Regions from separate parts of the Homo sapiens genome. Here region 1 is linked to region 2. Evidence: read pairs that join two places in POLR2A ChIA-PET (ENCODE). Cell type or tissue: HepG2. All regions are shown on one strand. Each heading gives the region's core, and the rest is flanking DNA. Links, peaks and the distances in the headings are about the cores only.

Region 1 (2,806 bases), core at 213-2,712, 170 kb before region 2:
TGAGACAGAGTCTTGCTCTGTAGCCCAGGCTGGACCCAGGCTGGAGTGCAGTGGTGCGATCTTGGCTCACTGCTACCTCCACCTCCCGGGTCCCGGTTCAAGCAATTCTCCTGCCTCAGCCTCCTGAGTAGCTAGGATTACAGGCACGTGCCACCATGCCCAGCTAATTTTTCTATTATTAGTAGAGATGGGGTTTCACCATGTTGGTCAGGCTGGTCTTGAACTCCTGACCTCGTGATCCACCCGCCTGGGCCTCCCAAAGTGCTGGGATTACAGGTGTGAGCCACCGTACCTGGGCCTTCCTTTTTTTTTTTTTTTTTTTTTAATCATATAGGCACACTGACAGATGTGGCTATTTAAGAGCTAAAGTTATGACATTGTATTGTGGGGTTTATAACAGATGTCATTTATATAATAAGAACAACAAAAGAGGGTGGACATGGAAATAAATGGAACGATATTGTGCAAAGTTCCTACATTTTATGGGAAATAGTACAATATTAATTTTAAGTAGATTGTGGGCTGGACGCACTGGCTCACTTCCATAATCCCAACACTTTGGGAAGCCGACATGGATGGATCACTTGAGGTCAAGAGTTCAAGACCAGCCTGGCCGACATGGTGAAACCCTGTCTCTACTAAAAATACAAAAATTAGCTGGGCGTGGTGGTACGTGCCTATAATCCCAGCTACTTGGAAGCCTGAGGCATGAGAATCACTTGAACCCAGGAGGCGGAGGTTGTAGTGAACCGAGATGGAACCACTGCCCTCCAGCCTGGGTGACAGGGTGAGACTCCAGCTCAAACATGATAATAATAATAATAATAATAATAATAATAATAATAATAAATAGGCCGGGCGCGGTGGCTCACGCCTGTAATCCCAGCACTTTGGGAGGCCGAGGCGGGCGGATCACGAGATCAAGAGACCGAGACCATCCTGGCTATACTAAAAATACAAAAAATTAGCCAGGGGTGGTGGTGGGCACCTGTAGTCCCAGCTACTCGGGAAGCTGAGGCAGGAGAATCGCTTGAACCTGGAAGGTGGAGCTTGCAGTGAGCCAAGATCGTGCCATGGCACTCCAGCCTGGGCGACAGAGGAAGACTCTTTCTCAAAAAAAATAAAATAAAATAAAATAATAATAATAATAACAATTTTAAGTAGATTGTGATAAGTTAAAGCTCATGAGATTCACACTCACTACAGCAGCCACTTCGACTACAATTTAACGAGGGTACAGCTTTAAAAAAGCCAGTAAAGCCGGGGGCAGTGGCTCACACCTGTAATCCCAGCACTTTGGGAGGCCAAGGCAGGTGGACTGCCTGAACTCAGGAGTTTGAGACCAGCCTGAGCAACATGGTGAAAACCCATCTCTACTAAAATACAAAAGATTAGCTGGGTGTGGCAGCGTGTGCCTGTAATCCCAGCTACTCAGGGGGCTGAGGAAGGAGAACTTCTGGAACCCAGCAGGCAGAGGTTACAGAGAGCCGAGATTGCACCACTGCACTCCAGCCTGGGCAACAAGAGCAAGACTCTGTCTCAAAAAAGAAAAAAGCCAGTAGAGATATTAAAATATAATCATAAAAAATTACTCAGTTAACTCAAAAGAAGGTAGGAAAGGAGAAACAGAGGAACAACAACAAAAAAGATGGAATGAGTAGAAAACAAATAGCAAAATGGCAGAACCAAACCTAAACACATCAACAATTACATCAAATGTAAATGAAATAAATATTCTAATTAAAACACAGAAATGGTTAGGCAGGAGCCGGGCACTGTGGCTTATGCCTGTAATCTCAGTACTTTGGGAGGCTGAGGCTGAGGCTGAGGAAGGTGGATCACCTGAGGTCAGAAGTTCAAGACCAGCCTGGCCAACATGGAGAAACCCTGTCTCTACTAAAAGTACAAAAATTACCCGGGCGTGGTGGCAGGCGCCTGTAATTCCAGCTACTCATGTGGCTGAGGCAGGAGAGTGGCTTGAACCCGGGAGGTAGAAATTGGAGTGAGCTGAGATTGCACCACTGTACTCCAGCCTGGGGGACAGAGTGAGACTCTGTCTTGAAAAAAAAAAACGAAAGAAAGAAAGAAAGAAAAAGAAATGGTCAGGCAGAGCAAAGAAGAATATATAAGCATATGCTATCTACGAGGCACATACTTTTTAAAAAGTTTTATTTATTTATTTTTTTTAGACAGTCTCACTCTGTTGCCCAGGCTGGAGTGCAGTGGCACCATTTTGGCTCACTGCAACCTCCACTTCCTGCATTCAAGCGATTCTCCTGCCTCCGCCTTCCTAGTAGCTGGGATTACAGGTGCATGCCACTACCCCCGGCTAATTTTTGTATTTTTGTAGAGACAGAGTTTCACCACATTGGCCAGGCTGGTCTCGAACTCCTGACCTCAGGTGATCTGCCTCCTTGGCCTCCCAAAGTGCTGGGATTACAGGTATGAGCCATCGCGCCTGGCCTAAGGCACATAAATTTATTTACTTATTTTTGTTTTATTTTTTCATAGAGTCTCACTCTGTTGCCCAGGCTGAGTGCAGTGGCGTGATCTGGGCTCACTGCAACCTCTGCCTCCCAGGTTCAAGCAATTCTCCTGCTTCAGCTTCCCGAGTAGCTGGGACTACAGGCATGCGCCACCACACCTGGCTAATTTTTTTGTGTGTTTTAGTAGAGACGGGGTTTCACCGTGTTGCCCAGGCTGGTCTTGAACTCCTGAGCTCAGACAATCCGCCCGCCTCAGCCTCCCAAACTGCTAGGTTTACAGGCGTGAGCCACCACGCCCAGCCGGCACATACTTTATTATT
Region 2 (2,806 bases), core at 133-2,632:
CAACAGATTTCAAAAAATTCAAATAGTGCAGAAAATGTGCTGAGACCACAATGCAATTAAGGTAAAAACCAGCAACAGTAGGTATGGAGTTTCCTGCTGGGGTGATGAGAATGTTCTGGAACTAGATGGTGGCAATGGTTGCATAACATGATGAATGTCCTAATGCCACTGAGTGTACACTTGAAAATGGTTAAAACTGTAAACTCCGTCACAGTTTTTAAAAATCATTAACAAAAAATACCTCAGAAAACCCCATATTAATAAAATAATACTCTTTGGCCAGGCATGGTGACTCACACCTGTAATCCCAGAACTCTGGGAGGCCAAGGCGGGCAGATCACTTGAGCCCAAGAGTTTGAGACTAGCCTGGGCTGGTCACATGTTTAGTAGAGATGGTGAAACCCCATCTCTACTAAAAATACAAAAAATAGCCAGGTGTGGTGGCGCCTGTAGTCCCATCCACTTGGGAGGCTGAGGTAAGAGGCCCACCTGAGCCTGGGAGGTCAAGGCTGTGGTGAGCTGCGATTATACCACTACACTCCAGCCCAAGCGAGAAGAGACCCTGTCTCAAAACATAATAATACTCTCCTAAATAACTGATAAATCAAAATAGAAAGCACAATGGGCCTCAGAAAACTGAGTAATAAGGAAAATATGACACTAAAATGTATGAGATGAAGCAAAAGCCACACTTAGAAATGTATGAATTCAGGCCAGGCATGGTGGCCCACGCCTGTAATCCCAGAACTTTGGGAGGCCGAGGCGGGCGGATCACCTGAGGTCAGGAGTTCAAGACCAGCCTGGCCAACATGATGAAAGCCCGTCTCTACTAAAAATACAAAAATTAGCCAGGCGTGGTGGCGCATGCCTGTAACCCCAGCTACTCGGGAGGCTGAGGCAGGAGAATCGCTTTATCGCTTGAAACCGGGATGTGGAGGCTGCGGTGAGCCGAGATTGCGCCACTGTACTCCAGCCTGGCAACAGAGCGAGACTCCATCTCCAAAAAAAAAAAAAAAAAGAACCAAAGCATGGAGAACTTGTCCCAGAGGGCTAGAGGGAAGGAAACAGGTGGCCTCTCAGCTACATGCAATGCAGGCCCCTGGACCTTGAGAAGAGCTGACTTCGCAGACACCGTGCCAGCTGGCACAATCCGAGTGGAGTGTGCAGATGTGAAAGTTGACCAGGGTGGGAAACGGTCCTGTTGTTCTGTAAGTGAACGTCCTTGTCCTTAGGAAATCTACACTGAGGAAACTGTATCCAGAGGGGCATGGGCTCTAGGACAGTTCGGGCTCCAGTGGCCCGGGGGCAGAGTCCACATTCAGTTCTAAGTTAGGAGGAGCTTCCACTAACGGGCAGCACCCCGTCAAAGCCAAGGGTTTGTGCCGACTCTCCCTCACCGAAGGACAGACCCCGGACCCACGACGGCACCTCAAAGCCCCCGAGTGCACAGACTGGCTCTTGGGTCGGAGCCTGGGTTGCTTCATCTGAAATGGAGGACCCCAGGCCTCCGAGGCTGCACTTCCTGGAAAGGCTCTTCGTGGCCACCTGAACGAGCCCTGGGCAGGTCTGAGAAGCAGAAACCCCTCCAGGGCTGCCACTCGGCCTGTGCTGACTCCAGCCCTCTGCCCTGCTGGGAGCGGTGTGGCTCAAGTCGGCTACCTTTGACCCTCCAGGGCCCAGACCCTTCTCAGCGGGTAGGGCAGGGGAGCTGAGGGGCCTGAACTCCAGCCAAGACAGCCAGGTCCCCAGCCTGGGATGAATGCTGTTTGGGTTCCTCTCCCCCATCACCTGGAGGAAGGGCCCAAAGACAACCTCAACCCCACGCCGCATCTGCGTCAGGAGCAGCGCTGCCTCGCCGGGCGGGGGCACAGCGCCTCCAAACACCCCCTCCCCACTGTCCCCGGGCTCATGGGGACAGGGAATGACAGGCCTTCATCTGCCCCCAGGTGGAAGGGCTCAAATGCGCTGCTTCTGGAAGCATCCTGGGTCCCCCTCTGCTCTGCTACCTTTGGCTTGCACCTGAGCCCAGGGCAGGGACAGGAGCAGATCAGGAGACCCCGAGAGAGTGTGAGCCAGGAGCCAAGACCCTGCGGCACTTACCTGGAGCCAGGAGGAAAGCCCAGGGACCCAAACTTCTGCAGGCGGCACTTACCTGGAGCCAGGAGGAAAGCCCAGGGACCCAAACTTCTGCAGACTGCGCAGGACGCCACTGACCTCGGGAGCCCAGGAGGACGCGCTTCCCAGAAGCCACAGGTGTGCCTCGTTAGCAGGGAACACACTACCCGTGGGCTCTGCGCACACCCTGCCTGTGGGGTAAATCAGGACCTAAATTCGCTCAAAGAAGCGCACTCCTATTCCCCGGGGCCCTGGACCAGGCCCAGGTCAGGGCGGGGTCAAGGGCAGAGCTGCCCTGCAGAGCAGCAGCTCCAGGCTGGATCCTTCGGCTGCGGGGCACCAGCACCTGGCACAGAAATCCCACTTGGGAGGCCGAGGTGGGAGGATCACTTGAGCCCAGGAGTTCAAGACCAGCCTGGGCAACAAAGCAAGACCCCATCTCTACAAAAAATTTAAAAATTAGCTGGCCATGGTAGTGTGCACCTGTAGTCCCAGTTACCTGGGAGGCCGAGACGGGAGGATCACTTGAGCCTGGGAGGTTGAGGTTCTGATAAGCTGTGGTTGTGCCACTGCACTCCTGCCTGGGTGACAGTGAGATTCTGTCTCTAAAAAAAAATCCATCCCCAACAGGGGCTCAGGGTCCCTGGGCGCCCCTTTGATGACAGCTCCTAAAGTCACCGTCTCCCTCCCG

The links. ChIA-PET counts read pairs that join two places held together with the same protein. Peaks named below come from ENCODE experiments on the same cell type or tissue, not always from the same donor. Only the 100,000 strongest peaks of a DNase experiment are listed, where the experiment ranks them.
Region 1: POLR2A ChIA-PET joins it to region 2 with 7 read pairs; 7 of 35 experiments call an interaction of 5 or more read pairs at or near these places.

What each region holds. Positions count from the first base shown.
Region 1 is chr12:120,911,560-120,914,365 of GRCh38, reverse strand. No RefSeq gene overlaps it. Among named protein-coding and RNA genes, the nearest start is that of XLOC_009911, 8.3 kb to the right of the region's middle. In HepG2, for the core only: no CTCF peak of the experiment used is centred there; no DNase peak of the experiment used is centred there.
Region 2 is chr12:120,740,659-120,743,464 of GRCh38, reverse strand. No RefSeq gene overlaps it. Among named protein-coding and RNA genes, the nearest start is that of ACADS, 16 kb to the right of the region's middle. In HepG2, for the core only: no CTCF peak of the experiment used is centred there; a DNase peak (open chromatin) is centred at 1,274; H3K4me3 peaks cover 706 bases.